Linked DNA regions of Homo sapiens: regions 2 and 3 are each linked to region 1. Evidence: read pairs that join two places in POLR2A ChIA-PET (ENCODE). Cell type or tissue: GM12878. All regions are shown on one strand. Links, peaks and the distances in the headings refer to the core of each region. The heading gives the core; the rest is flanking DNA.

What was found. ChIA-PET counts read pairs that join two places held together with the same protein. Peaks named below come from ENCODE experiments on the same cell type or tissue, not always from the same donor. Only the 100,000 strongest peaks of a DNase experiment are listed, where the experiment ranks them.
Region 2: POLR2A ChIA-PET joins it to region 1 with 6 read pairs; 5 of 35 experiments call an interaction of 5 or more read pairs at or near these places.
Region 3: POLR2A ChIA-PET joins it to region 1 with 5 read pairs; 4 of 35 experiments call an interaction of 5 or more read pairs at or near these places.

Annotation. Positions count from the first base shown.
Region 1 is chr3:45,610,010-45,615,638 of GRCh38, forward strand. The region is part of intron 1 of LIMD1 (LIM domain containing 1); the gene reads left to right. Among named protein-coding and RNA genes, the nearest start is that of LIMD1, 18 kb to the left of the region's middle. RefSeq lists enhancers at 1,713-1,782, 2,840-2,889 and a silencer at 5,119-5,218. In GM12878, for the core only: no CTCF peak of the experiment used is centred there; a DNase peak (open chromatin) is centred at 3,062; H3K4me3 peaks cover 1,411 bases; H3K27ac peaks cover 2,836 bases.
Region 2 is chr3:45,693,895-45,699,523 of GRCh38, forward strand. The region is part of intron 1 of SACM1L (SAC1 like phosphatidylinositide phosphatase); the gene reads left to right. Among named protein-coding and RNA genes, the nearest start is that of SACM1L, 7.3 kb to the left of the region's middle. RefSeq lists an enhancer at 251-390. In GM12878, for the core only: no CTCF peak of the experiment used is centred there; no DNase peak of the experiment used is centred there; H3K4me3 peaks cover 504 bases; H3K27ac peaks cover 917 bases.
Region 3 is chr3:45,672,310-45,677,938 of GRCh38, forward strand. LIMD1 (LIM domain containing 1) reads left to right here. Exons shown (of 8, transcript NM_014240.3): 5 at 381-511; 6 at 1,145-1,196; 7 at 2,034-2,102; 8 at 4,613-5,629. The coding sequence ends at 4,750. Among named protein-coding and RNA genes, the nearest start is that of LIMD1-AS1, 14 kb to the right of the region's middle. In GM12878, for the core only: no CTCF peak of the experiment used is centred there; no DNase peak of the experiment used is centred there.

The sequences.
Region 1 (5,629 bases), core at 177-5,176:
GGTGAAACCCCATCTCTACTAAAACTACAAAAATTAGCTAGGCATGATGGCGCGCGCCTGTAATCCCAGCTACTCGGGAGGCTGAGGCAGAAGAATCACTTGAACCCGGGAGGCGAGTGAGCCGAGATTGTGCCACTGCATTCCAGCCTGGGCAACAGAGCAAGGCTCTGTCTCAAGAAAAAAAAGACTTCTCGAATGAATATGTGTACACTCTGGCCAGATGTGGGGAGCAGATACTCCCTGACTTCCTCCTGAGTGTCAGTGCCTTTAGCTGGGACACACATTCTGGCATCAATCCATACCCTACACTGACGTGGTAGGGAGGCAGGGGCACTGGGCTGCTGTCCACATCCCTCACCCTGACCAGAGTTACTCAGATGAGCGCTCTCATGTGGGTAGGAGATGCCTTTGGTAGCTGAGGACTAGAGGGGCCAGAAAGGGTTGGGATACATGCTTTATCTGGATAGAAACTTATAGAGTTCCAGGGACTAGCTCACCAAAGGCCTGCGCAGGTTTGGCAGGGAGCAGGGAGACATGCTGGCAGGCATGCATGGTGGCTTTGATTTGAGGAGCTGTTGGTGGGAATGAAAAGCCTAATAAGCACGTGGGCTTTGGATCTGCCACCCCCCAGCTCTGCCAACAGCTGTGAGACCTTGGGCGGGTTGTTCAGCAGCCCTGTACCTCAGTTTCCCCATCAGTAAAATGTGCATATGGTTGTGAGGACTGAATTAGCTAGTATCTGATCTAAGTTGTCCAGTACGGGAGACTGGCCACGTGCAACTGTGAAGTACTTCAAAAGGTGGCTTTTCTGAACTGAGATGTGCTTTTGAAGCACATCTGGATTTTGAAGACTTGGTATGGAGAAAAGAGTGGCTTATTAATATTTTTCATATTGATTCTATGTTGAAATGAGACTTTTGGATATATTGGCCTAAGTAAAACATTAAAATTAGTTTCACCTATTTTTACTTCCTAAGTATGGATACTTGAAAATGTAAAATCGCACGTGGCTTGCATATTTTTCTGCTGGGCAGGGCTGTGCCTTACAAAGCACTTAGAACAGGCTGTAACACATGGTCGTTTGCTGTATACATTCTCTTGCTTTGTCATTTTCTCAAAAGCATGGAAGCGTCTTTACCTTGTCCCATCTGAAAGCCAAGCCCAATCGATTTGTTCAGAACCACAAATGCTTAAACAAAAAGATCATCATTTGTTCAAGGGAGGCTGATTTCATGATTGCCAACCACCAAGTGAGCCCACTGAGGCCAAATGCCTGATGCAAGGGATGGCAGGCTGCTCCCACGCAGCCTTAGAACGAATCCGTTCCCACTTGAAGCAGGGGGGCTCTGGGGTCCGAAGCTGCTGTGTGCACAGGGCTTGATGGAGCAGGTGGTCATTGCAGCTGAGCCAACTTTCCAGCGCCTTAAAAAATACACTCAGTTTAGCAAGTACAGGCAGAAAGCCCAAAGAGATGGCCCATCCCCTTGAGGGAGGTAGAGAAGTGAACGATGGTGTTTCCTGTCCCAAGAGGTGGGAGGAAGGCTGTTTGGGATTTGGCTCATCAGGGGCCACAGGCTACTGGGATGCCTATGTCCTATCCCTCTGTGTAGGCTATGGAGCCCTTTCCTGGGTATGGGCCTCCCAATAAGCCTGTGGCCAATGCAGGGGCAGGCTGGGAGGTGGCTTTCCAGGCAGCTTGCAAAGGCCTGTTTGTCTGAGGCTTGTCCTGACATCACTGAGGCTTTGCTTGCAGGTGGCAGGGACTTACACAGAGGCTCTTTGTTGGCCAGCCACAGAGGTCAGTTAGAAGCCATGAATGGACTGGAGCTGGCAGCCCCTCCTCTACCCATAGCACACAGCTGCCACCTCTCTGGGTTGCCCATGCCTGACGGTGGGTGTGTGAGGTGTGGGGAGAGGCATCTCTGCCCAAATTTGTAGCCAGAGAGCAGAGGAAGTGAAGTTGGTGGGAGGCGGTGAGGAAGGCAGGGAGAAAGAAAGGAGGTGGTGTTGAGGAAGCTAGCATGGCTTCTGCCCAGCTCTGTCATGGTTTGCAGGTGCGCGCTCTCTCTCTCTCTCTCTCTCTCTCTCTCTTTAAAGACAAATTCTCACTCTGTACCCAGGTTAGAGTTCAGTGGCACCATCTTAGCTCACTGTAGCCTTGGCTTCCTGGGCTCAAGCAATCCTCCCATCCCAGCCCCCCGAATAACTGGAAACACAGGTATGCACAACCATGCCTGGCTAATTTGTTAATTTTTGTAGAGGCAGGGTCTCGCTGTCTTGCCCAGGCTGGTCTTGAACTCCTGGGCTCAAGTGATCCTCCCACCTCGGCCTCCCAAAGTGCTAGGATAACAGGTGTGAGCCACTGTGCCAGGCCTTTTGCAGGCTATTTGATGTCTGCATTGGATACTTGGGGTCAGGCTCAATGCCTGGAAGTCATTTAGTGTCATTCTGCTGTGCTCTATTACTTTAAGCATTCACAAGCCTTTCCACACTCTCACTTCTTGATAGGAGGAGTGTCTAGGAATTGTTTTCAAAATGCTGTATTTGCATACAGAGAAATGTGTAGTTCAGTGAGTTTTGACAGATGCATGCACCTGTGTGACCCACATTCCTATCAAGATATAGAATAGTTCCATCCCCAGAAAGTTCCCTCATGCTTCTTTCCAGTTAGTGCTCACCTCCAGGCAACTACAATTCTGATTTTTTAAAATCATTTATTAGTTTTGCCCATTCTAAGATGTAATATAAATGGATTCATATAGTATTTATATACAGTTGATCTTCATTATCCACAGATTCTGTATTTGTGAATCAGCTTACTTGCTAAAATTTATTTGTAACCCCAAAATTAATACTCACAGTTCTTTTGTGATCATTCACAGATATAACAGAGTGCTGAAAAGTTTGAGTCCCCTGACGCCTATCTTCCCAGCTGAAGTCGAACAAGGCAACGCTCCGCCTTCTTGTTTCAGGTCATGCAGTAAACAGGTGTCCTTTTCATGGTCTATTTAGTGCCATGGTTTTTGCATTTTTGTGGTTTTTGTTGATGATTTTGCTGTTTCAAATGGCCCCCAGGCACAGTGCTGGAGTGCTTTCTAGTGTTCCTAAGAGCAAGAGGGCTGTGATGTGCTTTACAACGAGAATATGTATGAGAGAAGCTTTCTTCAGGCACGAGCTACAGGGCTGTTGGCTGAGGGTTCGATGTTAATGAATCAACAATATATACTAAGGAAGGTGTCTCTAAATAGAAGCACACATAAAACAAGGTCATATATTCATCAGTTGATGAAAGTGTTGTGGTCAGAAGTTTTCAGAAACCTAACCCTGTATTTCTGCCAGAAGCAGTGGTTCAGTATTGACTGATTCAGTATTCTTGCCAAATAATGAGAATCAACTATAGTACTCCTTTGTCCAGCTTATTTCACTCAGATAATATCTGTGAAATTCAGCTATGCTGTTGCATTATCAACTGGGCTTTTTGCATTATCAATTGTGCTTTTGTTTTACTGCTGAGTAATATTACATTGTATGGATACACCACAAGATTTGTTTTTCCATTTCCCTGTTGAGGTTTTTTTTTTTTTTTCATTTTTGGCTATTATGAATAAGTCTGTTAGGATTGTTTTTGTGTAAGACTTTGGGTTTTTTTTTTGTTTGTTTTTTTCTTTTGTAAATATGGGATCTCGCTATGTTGTCCAGGTTGGTTTTGAACTCCTGGCTTCAAGTGATTCTCCTGCCTTGGCCTCCTAAAGTGCTGGAATTATAGGCATGAGCCACTGCACCTTATATGTACAAGTCTTTGTATAGACACAGGCTTTCGTTTCTCTTGGGTAAATACCTAGGAGTAGAATTGCTGGATCATGGAGTAGGTGTATGTATAACTTTTTTAGCAACTGCCAAAAACTTTTCCAAAGTGGCCGTGCCACTTAGCATTCCCACAGCAGTGTGAAAGTTCCTCTGATTCTCCAGCTGTTTTTAGAATTTCTTGGGGGCCCTGCTTTACTTGTTGCTTTCTAAGCCACCTGTTCTCTGAGCTGGCAACGCTTGGCTGATACCCTCCCAATTTCCTCTGTTAAAATATTATCTTCACAAGATATTTTATTCCTTTCTTGATAGTGATGGGCTGTGAGCCCATCACTATTTTACTTTGCTTCTTTGCTCTCTTAAGAGTTTGATTTAAAAAACATTTTTTTGTTTTTGCTTTTACCAGTTTTCTCTAGTACAGAAATCCTCTTAGGCTGGGCACAGTGGCTCATGCTTGTCATCCCAGCACTTTGGGAGGCCGAGGCGGGTGGATCACGAGGTCAGGAGATCGAGACCATCCTGGCTAACATGGTGAAACCCAGCCTCTACAACAAATATAAAAAATTAGCCGGGCGTGGTGGCGGGCACCTGTAGTTAAAAAAAAAAAAAAAAAAGGAAATCCTCTGCCCGGGTGCTGTGGTTCACGCACTTTGTAATCCCAGCACTTTGGGAGCTGAGGCAGGGGGATTGCTTGAGCTTAGAGATTCAAGACCAGCCTGGGCAACATGGTGAAACTTTGTCTCTACGAAAAATAAAAAAATTAGCTGGGCGTGGTGGTGCGTGCCTATAGTTCCAGGTACCGGGGAGGCTGAGGTGGGAGGATCATATGAGCCCAGGAGGTCAAAGCTGCAGTGAGCCATGATCACACCACTGCATTCCAGCCTGGGCAACAGAATGAGGCCCTGTCTCAAAAAAAGTGATAATAATAATAAAATAAAAAATAAATTCCTGGGTGTTTTTTTTTTTTTTTGCCGTTTTTTAAACCTTAAACACAGCTAACTGTAGAAAAGTCAGAAAGTATAGAAAAAAATTGGAAAGGTCACCGATCATCCTACTCTAGGGATAATCACTGTTAGGATAGACTTTTTTTTCTTTTACACATAGATATTTAATTTTAAAGAATTTGAGTGAACTAAAATTAACTTTGTTGTAGATTTGGGGACTTTAGTGAAAGTTGGGCCAATAGAGGATGTCGGGGAGCAGAACTTCCCCTCTTCTCTCTTGGGGTCCTGGTGGGGTCTGAAAACTAAATTGACATAGGTAAATAGAAGAGCATACACATTTAATAAAAGTTCTATGTGACACGGGAGCCCTCATAAACAAATGAAGACCCAAAGCAGTGGCAAAACATACATGTGTTTATATGAGGTTGAACAAAGAGAGGCATTTGTGGGAAAGTAACCAAATTATGTGGGGAGGCTAAAGGAAAGTAAGCCTTATTTTAACAAGGTCTGTTTGTACAGAATTTTCTCTGCTGTTACTCTCCATTGAAGAGTGTTTGTTTTCTCATGGTACAGGGAGGGCACCTTTTATTTTATTTTGTATTTTATTTGTATGGATTTAGGGGGGAGAAGTGCACTTTTGTTACATGGATCTATTGCCTACTGGTGAAATCTGGGTTTTAGTGTAACCATCAACTGAACAGTGTAAATTGTTCCCACTAAGTAATTTCTGGCTGGGCAGTAATCCCAGCACTTTGGGAGGCTGAGGGGAGTGGGGATATCTTGAGCCTGGGAAGTTGAGGCTGCCTGGGCCACATGGCAAAACCCCATCTCTACTAAAAATGCGAAAAATTAGCCGGGCAAGGTGGTGCGTGCCTGTGGTT
Region 2 (5,629 bases), core at 435-5,434, 84 kb after region 1:
GTATAGGCATGGATAATGTCAGACAGTGATAAATTTGAAATTGCAAAATAATTAGACTGGAAATGTAATTTTTAAGAAGCTTATCTATCCCTGTATATAAGCTAAAATACCTTGGCAGTTCGGCGTAGGTGTCACATTTCCTTTGCAGGGAAATGACATCAAATGTGGTTTGGGCACTTCTTAGGCCCCTCAGACCTCAAGCTCATAATAACTTTCTAAAAGGTTCAGTGGAAAGTTAGAGGTGCAAAATTATTGGATACATTTAAAGCATTTTTTCTTCTTTTTTTTTCTTTTTCTTTTAAAAGGTCAGTTGAAACTAGGTGTAAGGCAGGGAATCCTTTAGTTACTGCATCAGGCTGCAGCATGCCTCTGAAGAGTACTGTTTCCTCAGGAAATTGCCATTTTTAAAAGAGTCTCATAACTGTGAGGTCATCAGTCAGGGCAGATATGATCCAACCTTGAAAACAGATGTAACCTAAGCTACCTTGTGATACAGACACATATAATCTGTTCAATATAATGAACATTCATATTATTCACAGAAGTCTCCCGGTGGAGGGAAGGGTGTAGGGCAGCTCAGATTATTCTCATGAGTTTTAGCACAGACAATATGGGGTTTGTATCCAAAGCATTAGTTGGCTGGGAGTTCAGGCTAGTTCAGGCTTACCTAGGCTCACGTGGCTAGCCTAGGTTAGTGCTAGGCTACATCAAATGACTTGGTATGCTTGTTTTAAGTGCGTATTCCAGGGCCCCACATTAGGCCTACTGAGTGAAAATCTCTGGGGATGAGCGGTGGAAATCTGCAAGTTTAACTAGCTATCCTGGTAGTTTTTATGCACTCTGAAATATTTTAGGGCTGGGCATACATAGCTGAGTTAGGACCAGAACATGCTGGTAGAAGAGAATTCTTTGGAAGATATGGGGCTCTGGTAGATTGTGCTGTGGATTAGAGCTTCAGATTAGGTGGAATTTGGACCTAGTCCTGTGAAGAAGTCTGGTTGAGAGAATGGGTTTTAGGGCATTCAGGGAATAGGATATAGGTGGGAACACAGAGTTTTGAGAAAGAGGATAGCATTAGAATGAGTCTTTCTAGAAACACCAACTGGTTTGGAATTGGGTTGTGCCCCTGGGGAGTCTGTGATGAACTTGAGCTATAGGAGAGGCAACCAGGGAGGGCTCAGTGAGGAGATACCCAAAGGGAGGATGAATGGGGGAGGTAGGAGCACCTTCTGCCTATGAGTGTAGTATGTGCAGGGGATCCTTCTTTACTAAGTTGTTTTCTTTTTGCTCACCAAACCTAGTAAAGTGTTGTGCCTCTGTCTTTTCAACCAGAGATGTATTAAATTTGATCATTAAGACCTTGATTTAATTCTTTTTTTTTTTTGAGATGGGGTCTCACTCTGTTGCCCAGGCTGGAGTGCAGTGGCGCAGTCTCGGCTCACCACAACCACCACCTCCCAGGTTCAAGTGATTCTTGTGCCTCAGCCTCCCTTGTAGCTGGGACTACAGGCATGCACCACCAGGCCCGGCTAATTTTTGTATTGTTAGTAGAGACAGAGTTTCACCATGTTGGCCAGGCTGGTCTTGATCTCCTGACCTCAAGTGATCCACCTGCCTCGGCCTCCCAAAGTGTTGGGATTACAGGCATGAGCCACTGCACCCAGCCAAATTCTTTACGTAAGATTTTTGAGGGAATATGTTCTTGCTACAGTTTTATGACATATCACTGTGGCTCCTATGCAAAATAGTGGTTTCATTATTTTTAAAAATTGTGGTAAAATAAAACATTAAATTTACCATCTCAACCATTTTTAAGTATACAGTTCAGGGGCAATAAGCACATTCATGTTGTACAACCGTTATCACCATCCATCACCAGAACCGTTTTCATCTTGCAAAAATAAACTCTGTACCCATTAAACAACTCCCCATTTCTGTATCCTCCCAGCCCCTGGCAACCACCGTTCTACTTTCTGTCTCTATAAATTTGACTTCTCTAGATGCCTCATGAAGTGGCAGTATTTGTCCTTTTATGACTGGTTTATTTCACTTAGCATAATGTCCTTAAGGTTCATCCATTGTGTAGCATGTGTCAGAATTTCCTTTTTTTTTTTTTTTTTTGAGATGGAGTCTCGCTCTGTTGCCTATGCTGGAGTACAGTGGTGCGATCTCGGCCCACTGCAACCTCTGCCTCCTGGGTTCAAGCAATTCTCCTGCCTTAGCCTCCTAAGTAGCTGGGATTTCAGGTGCCTGCCACCACGCCCAGCTACTGTTTTGTATTTTTAGTAGAGACAAGGTTTCACTGCATTTGCCAGGATGGTCTCCATCTCCTGACCTCGTGATCCGCCTGCCTCGTCCTCCCTGAGTGTTGGGATTCCAGGCCTGAGCCACTGTGCCTGGCCCAGAATTTCCTTTCTAAGGCTGAATAATATTCCATTATATGTATGTACCACATTTCGTTTGTTCATTTGTTAATAGACACATAGGTGGCTTCCACCTTTTTGGCTATTGTGAGTAATGCCAGTATGAATGTGAGTATACAAATACCTTTTTGAAACCCTACTTTCAGTTATTTTGAGTATATACCCGGAAGTGGAATTGTTGGGTCATATGGGAATTCTATTTTTAATTTTTAATGGGCCACCATACTGTTTTCCCATAGTGGCTGCACCGTTTTACATTCCCACCCACAAAGCACCAGGATTCCAGTGTCTCCGCATCCTAGCCAACACTCGTTATTTTCTATCCTGGGTTTGTTTTTTTTTTCCTTCTAGATAATAGCCATTTTAATGGGTATGAGGTTGGTAAGTAGTAATGTTTTTGTAGTGGGCCAGTTTTACTCATTGATTTGACAGGATTTTAAAGAGATCAGTTGTCTGAAATAAGACGTGAATGTTACATGAGAGATAAATGTTTTCAGACACTAGAAAATCGCAATGCCAACACTGAAAGAAAATAAAAATATTTGATGTTAATATTATAATTAAAGATATTGCTTTTCTTAAAATTTAACAAGACTAATTTTTTAAAAAACACTCTTAAGAGCTGTTGAATCCCAGGTGACTATAAGATTAAATGCATTTGTATTAAGTGTAATACCAGAACTGCCTTTGTTGCATTTAGCTTTTAGTCCCAGTTCCACTTCTGGGATACTCAAAATAATTAAAAGTAAGGTCTCAAAGAGGGATTTGTATACCCCTGTTCATAGCAGCATTATTCACAACAGTCAAAAAGGAGGAAGCAACCTAAGTGTTGATTCTTTCTTTTTTTTTTATTTCAACATTTTTTGTAGAGATGAGATCTCGCTGTGTTGACCAGGCTGGTCTCAAACTCCTGGCCTCAAGATCCTCCTGCTTTGTTTTTCTTTTCTTTTCCTTTTTTTTTTTTTTTTTTTTTTTTTAAGACAGGCTCTTGCTCTGTTGCCCAGGCTGGAGTGTAGTGGTGCGATCTTGGCTCAGAGCAGCCTCTGCCTCCCAGGTTGAAGTGATCCTCCGACCTCAGCCTCCTGAATAGCTGAGGCCACAGGTGCATACCACCACACCTGGCTAATTTTTGCATTTTTTGTAGAAACGGGGTTTTGCCATGTTGCCCAGGCTGGTCTCAAACTCCTGGGCTCAAGCAGTCCTCCTGCCTCAGCCTCCCAAAGTGCTAGGATTACAGGCATGAGCACTGTATCCAACCACTTTTTCTTTTTTATGCCATGCTTGGACAGTAATCCTTAAAAGCAAAATGACGAACTGAATGAAGGTAGTCAAAATAGGAGCAATTATTATACAAGTATTATGCTATTTTGATATATCTTCCATAGTATGTGTCTTATTAATGGGAACCAGAACTCTGGGTAGGTATGGGATCCCCTTGTCTTGACAGATATTTGGTAGGATTCTTGTTCAGTTAGAGTTAATAGTGAATTGGAGGCTAATCACCTCACCAGATAGTTTATATAGGACCAGAACCCTTTTTAGTATACAGTATTACTTTGAACCTTAGAGATCTGTTATCAACAGTATAGATAATGACCAAATAATCTTCTTGGATCGAATCTTGTCTTCCGAAATCCATTTCATAAAATAAGTAATATGATAGCTTGTTTGGTAAAGATTTAAACACAAAAATAGCAATAAAACAATACACACCAGGAAAAATTATACCACTGAATGTTTACTTAATTGTTTTTGACGGTTTAAATGCTAGAGAGTTAAAGTTAATTTCACTGGCTTTTGAAATGAAGCCCAGGAAGCATAAAACATAGAATAAAATTTATTACATAAAACAATTATGCTTCAGATCAGTATTAAGACCAATACAAAAGTGGTGGGAAATGAGAGGAAGAGAACAGTAAGGGCATATATGTAGGTGCCGTGAGTTAGGATGATACCTGCTGTTATGGTTAACAGAATTGTGAGTCATTACTTCTAATGAGCATCCCTAGAAATGTTGATTCCCTGGCAGTCACTGTTCACATTTTCATTGCTCCAATTCTTAAGCCTAGAGATACCACTTTCAGTGACATTATCAGAATAGCCTGATGGCAGCATCAGCAATTTAGATTCCAACAGCATCTCTCAGAGAGAGAAGATCAAGCAAAGGCCTCAGGACTTTTGAGCGAGACATCTCTACCTTGATCCATAATTACTCTTATTTGTATACTTTGTTATAATACTTTTTTTTTTGAGACAAAGTCTCGCTCTTGTGCCCCAGGCTGGAGTGCGATGGCGCAATCTCTGCTCACTGCAACCTCCGCCTCCCAGGTTCAAGCGATTCTCCTGCCTCAGCCTCCTGAGTAGCTGGGATTACAGGCGCCTGCCACCATGCCTGGCTAATTTTTGTATTTTTAGTAGAGATAGGGTTTCACCATGTTGGCCAGGCTGGTCTTGACTGAACTCCTAACTTCACGGAGTCTTGCTCTGTCACCAGCCTAGAGTGCAGTGGCGTGATCTCAGCTCACTGCAACCTCCACCTCCTGGGTTCAAGCAAGCGATTCCCCTGTCTCAGCCTCCCGAGTAGCTGGGACTACAGGCACGTGCCACCGCACCCAGCTAATTTTTTTGTTTGTATTTTAGTAGAGACGGGTTTCACCATGTTGGCCAGGATGGTCTCGATCTCCTGACCTTGTGATCCACCCGCCTCGGCCTCCCAAAGTGCTGGGATTTTGCATGAGCCTCTGCGCCTGGCCTGTAATACAGTTTTTAAATCTTATTTTTATTTCAATCTTATGTATACGGTTTAAAAGTAAGTAGTATACAAAGCTTATAATAACAGAGGCATCTACTTTTTTAAGCAACTTCTGGTATTTTACTCCATATCTAGCGCACCAGCATGGCACATGTATACATATGTAACTAACCTGCACAATGTGCACATGTACCCTAAAACTTAAAGTATAATTAAAATAAATAAATAAATAAAAAAATAATAGTAGCAGTAATGGTAAAAATAAAAAAATAAAAAAATGCTCATATTAGGCTGGGCTCTGGTTTATGTAGCTGTGGTTCAAATGAAGCCTCATGGTGTATCATAATTACATTTCTTTATAAAAATGTTTTGTTTTTATAAATTTATATAAATTTTATAAAATTATAAATTAAATGTTTTTAATTTCCTAGAATTAAAAAGTGCCTTGGTTCTT
Region 3 (5,629 bases), core at 630-5,629, 63 kb after region 1:
ATCGTTTCCCACTTCTTCGTGGTGGATTTTGGCCCTGGGATTGGCCCATCCCTTCCTTACCATCTCTTTCTCTTAAAGAACTATGCAAGAGTTTCCTGTTCTGGGTGAGGGTTGGAAAGGAGCCCTCTTTCCCTGCCAGCTCAGAGACCCTGTGAGAGGCTGCAGGAGAAGGATTCCTGTGTGGTCTCTTCTGTGTATTCATCTAAACAGATTTGCCTTTCCCACCCCATCACCTCTTGCTCTTCTCCTAGGTGAAACTCGGGGGTAAGTGTACTCTGTGTGTGACTGCTCATGTAATCCTTAGGCCTGATGTGTTCCTCTCCCCTTCCACCATCTCATCCTTCCCTATAATCCCCACTGAGTCTTGGTCTCTGCTCCAGATCCTGCAAGCCCTGGGGAAGTCCTACCACCCCGGCTGTTTCCGCTGTGTCATCTGTAATGAGTGTTTGGATGGGGTGCCCTTCACCGTGGACTCAGAGAACAAGATCTACTGTGTCCGAGATTACCACAAGTAAGAAGGGATGGGAGCAGACAGGACCCATTCGTGTAGGCCAAGCTGATCTCAGCAGAGTGAGTGGTGGAAACCGACAAAACTGTGTTTGCCAGCCGCCCTTAGATCACAGTCCAGCAAAGGCTTAATGGTTTTGAGGGGTACAGCAGGGACCTTGGGAGGTTGGTCGATGCCAGTGTTGACAGGAATGGGTTAAAGAATCATGTTTAGTGAAAAAAAAAAAACAACAGAGCACAGAAAAACTAATAATCATATTTGTAGCTAGGCCTCGGGAGGAATCCACCAAGCCCTGTGGCTTCAGCGTTACCTAACTTCACAAGGCCCCTATGCAGTGCTGGTTCCTACCACTCTTGGTTTGCCTGGGCCTGTGCTAGGCACCATGAGAGGTGTAAACAAATCAGTTAGTGCTGTCCCCAGAAGAGTGAGAGGCAGCCAGTGTCCTCATTGCAGCTGGGGAGCAAATACTAAGGCATATTCCACAAAGTGAGCCAGGTACCAGTCATTCTATGAGGGAGGAGAGCAAGGGGCAGGAGGCGGCATGGAGGAAGGCTCCATGTGGATTCCAAGTGCAAGTCTGACTCTGGAATTTGCTCCCAGAAGCAACATTTATTGCTGCTTTGTTTCTCCCCACAGGGTGCTGGCCCCCAAGTGTGCAGCCTGTGGGCTTCCCATCCTTCCACCTGAGGTAAGATGCCCTTCCAGACATGCTCCCAGGGGCTTCTAAGACATGAATATCTCCCTGGGCTCATTTACAAGATCCATGTCCTGTCCTTACAGCTTTTAAGGTATCCTTTTAAAAATCTCAACTCTGGCCTGGTGCAGTGGCTCACGCCTGTAATCCCACCCCTTTTAGGAGGCCCAGGCAGGAAAATTGCTTGAGGCCTGGAGTTTAAGAACAGCCTGGGCAACATAGCAAGACCTCATCTCTACAAAAAATTGTTAAAAATTGGCCAAGTGTGGTGGCATGTGCCTGTAGTCCTAGCTGCTTGAGCCCAAGAGTTTGAGGCTGCAGCGAGCTATGATGGTGCTACTGCATTCCAGCAGGTGACAGCAAGACCTTGTCTCCAAAAAAAAAAAACCAAAAAAAACCCCACTTCACCTTTGAGATAAGTCGTGTCTTCACCCTTCCTTGTTGACTGGCTTCCCCAACCCAGTACCCTTCTTGTGCTGATTTGTCCCCATAACCAGGTCAAACTCCCTTACTTGATACTAATTCTTAGATTAGCAGATGAGGAGAAAGGCTTGTCTTTTCTTCATTTTTTAAAATAAGTGTCCATGTAGGTCTTTCTTTCAGTGTTAACTCTGACATTCTAGAAGGAAGGACTCCTATCCCTCCTACTTCCCCTCTCATCAGCTTAAATGTATTCTTCTTCCAGTAAGTACTCCTGATTTACCTTCTCCTCCCAAGGCCACCTACTTGTTACCCCCAAAACCCTCTTCCCTCCCCACCCCACGGTACATCAAGCCCGACAGCCCCCCTAACAGGCCTCTCCTATGTGTTCTTGCTTTTCTCTGGTCCCAGGGCTCAGATGAGACCATCCGTGTCGTGTCCATGGACAGAGACTACCACGTGGAGTGTTACCACTGCGAGGTAGACCCCTCCCCACCCAGCCCCCAAAGCCCATTGTAGACATCCAAGAGAAAAGCATCCTGCGTTGACTGGGGCAAGAGGCAGTCAACAAGATTCTGGCAAGGGTCAGCCCTCTAGAGCTTCTGTAGGAAATGGAATGAAGGCTGGTTCTTGGGGGAGGTAGGAGAAGATGGAAATGCTCAAGGTATAAAGGTCTTTCTTCTGCATATTCAGAACTATCAAGTCCTGCAACTGTTGGAGCTGCTCTCCCTGAAGCTGCAGAGCTAGGAGGGTCGTGGAGAGCATGGGTTTCAGGTCCTATCTGCGGGCCACATTGTCAGGCAGGTGTGCGATTTGGGGAAGGGACTCCCTCCCCTCCAGCTTGCAGGCTGTTCTATCTGCCTGAAGCTCCTTTCTCAGCTGAGCCCTGGAAATCATGAAGCCCCTCTTGGAAACAGGCATGTCAGCTGGTGGTGTGAAGGCGGGTGGGGTCCGCCTGCCCCTTCCTGCCCTTTGTCCCAACCCAAGATGAAGGAGCACTAGTACCTGATGACTGTCAGGAAAGCTAGAGGTTGCCCCTCACCAACCCTTGTGAAGGGTGACCATGGAATTTCAGCCACAATTAAGTGAATTCACCCATGGAAGGAGATTAGATTCATTTGGTGACCCTGTGGGTAGAGAATGGGGGTGTCCCTCATATAGACTTGTCCCACTGCCAACACTGAAGAAATGGGTGGGAATCATTGCTGCTGGGACCCCAGGTGCCCCAGGTCACTGCAGGAGAAAAAGGTGAGGACATTTGCTCAACAGGCCTCTCCACATTTTCTAGACCAGTGCTATCCAAAAGAAATATAAGGGGCCGGGCGCGATAGCTCACGCCTGTAATCTCAGCACTTTGGGAGGCCAAGGCCGGCAGATTACTTGAGGTCAGGAGTTCGAGACCAGCCTGGCCAACATGGCAAAAACCCATCTCTACTAAAAATACAAAGATTAGTGGGCGTGGTGGCACACGCCTGTAGTCCCAGCTACTCGGGAAGCTGAGACAGGAGAATTGCTTGAACCTGGGAAGTGGAGGTTGCAGTGACCTGAGATCATGCTACTGCACTCCAGCCTGGGCAACAGAGCAAGACTCCGTCTCAAAAAAAGAAAGAACTATGAGAGCCACAAATTAAAGTCATGTATCATTTTAAGTTTTCTGGTAGTCACAATTAAAACGTTAAAGAATTATGAGAGCCACAAATTAAAGTCATGTATCATTTTAAGTTTTCTGGTAGTCACAATTAAAACGTTAAAAGAAACCGGTGAGATTAATTATTTTATTCGGTTCAAAATATCCAGCCAGGCATGGGCCCATGCCTGTAATCTTAGCACTTTGGAAGGCCGAGGCAGGGGGATCACATGAGCCCAGGAGTTTGAGAACAGCATGGACAACACAGTGAGACCCTGTCTCTACTAAAAATACAAAAATTAGCCAGGCATGCTGTGCCTATAGTCTCAGCTACTTAGGAAGCTAGGATCGTGTCACTGCACTCTACTCTGGGTGACACAGCAAGACCCTGTCTTAAAAAAGTAAAAAATCCTGCTGGGCGTGGTGGCTCATGCCTGTAATCCCAGCACTTTGGGAGGGCAGATCACTTGAGGTCAGGAGTTCAAGACCAGCCTGGCCAACATGGTGAAACCCTGTCTCTACTAAAAATACAAAAATTAGCCAGATGTGTTGGCGCGTGCATAATCCCAGCTACTTGGGAGGCTGAGACAGGAGAATTCCTTGAACGGGGGAGGTGGATGTTGCAGTGAGCTGAGATCGCACCACTGCACTCCAGCCTAGAAAACAGAGGGAGACTGTCTCAAAAAAGAAAAAAAAATCCAAATGTTATCTTTTGAACATGTAATCAATATAAAAAAGTTACCCATGAGATTTTTTTTGTAACTCCACAATTTATTTTATTTCTTCTAAAAAAAAAAAAGGGATACGTGTGAAGATTTATTACATAGATATATGTTGTACGTGTGCCAGGGTGGTTTGCTGCACCTATTGTCCCATCCTCTAAGTTCCCTCCCCTCACCCCCACCTCCCAACAGGCCCTGGTGTGTGTTGTTCCCCTCCCTGTGTCCATGTGTTCTCATTGTTCAACTCCCACTTATGAGTGAGAACATGTGGTGTTTAGTTTTCTGTTCCTTTGTTAGTTTGCTGAGAATGATGGCTTCCAGCTTCATCCATGTCCCTGCAAAGGACATGATCTCATTCCTTTTTCCCATGAGATATTTTTACATCCTCTTTTTGTCCTAAGTCTTCGGAATCTGCATTTACACTGACAGCACATTTTAAGTGGTTCACAGCAAGTGCCTTGTGGCAGTGTCTCCTGTGTTGGACAGGCCTCCACGGGGCAGGAGCTGTGTTTCTGCACTGGCATTTCCTGCCTATACAGAAACACACAGCACCCTCTGCTGATTTTGGGGACTGTGGCCTTCAGGTCAGTCTTGCAGTCTGTTTTGTTTTGCTTCCCCTGGACATGTCTGCCTCCCCACAGGACTGTGGTCTGGAGCTCAATGATGAAGATGGCCACCGCTGTTATCCGCTGGAGGACCACCTGTTCTGTCACTCCTGCCACGTGAAGAGGCTGGAGAAGAGACCCTCATCTACAGCCCTTCACCAGCACCACTTCTAGCCAGAGCCACTTGCAGACATCACGGCAGGGGATGAGGAGCCGGGGTTGCTGCTGCTGCTTCCGGTGGCCCCTGGGGTGGAAGTGGGGTAGGGGAAGAGGAGGGGCAGGAGGGAGAGTTCCTGTGAGCATGTGGGGGGTGCCTTTCCTTTAACCAGGGAGGTGAACACTACCTGCCTCCTGCGTGTATTTTCCAAGTGCTTTTCTCTGTTGCCACATTTTCCTCAGGTTACTCAGGAAAATGCTCCAGCATGTGCGAGCACATGACCTGAGGTTGCATCATAGCACCAAAGGAATCCTCCTGTCCCCTCTGGGAACATTTCATGCTTCAGAGGGAGAGGTTTTTATTGAGCTTGTTTCACAATATCCCCTTGAAGGGACAGCTCAGCTGCCAATACATTCAACCCTTTCTCTTCCTTCAGGAAAATACCTATACCCAAATGTTCCCTCCCCCGACATATATCATGGCATGATTTAAGGCTTCTTTTCACCTGAGAGCTTCAGTTCTTCTGCAGAATGGCTGCAAATTTAATTGCATTAAGGCAAGAAGGAAGCTCTAATGTGTGCTTTGTATCCTAAGATAAATTTGCTTAGAAAACCAGAGTCAAGATTTGAAATAGGTGAGGCAGGGTTTCCTCCTTAGACACTGACAGCATTCTCTGTACCCCTTCAAATCCTTACTCTCCTAAAGGCAGCTGAGTCCGCGACAGAAATTTGCCCTATGTGAGTAAAACATACTTTGGGAGAAGAACTTGGTGCAGGCACCAGGATTTTTTTTTTTGCCCACGTGTTTGCGCTGTTTTTCTCTGGAGTTCTCAAGAGTTGGTGACTTGGAAGGCCGCTTCTGCAAGGCAAGTCTCAGGAACCCATGCAGGTACATCG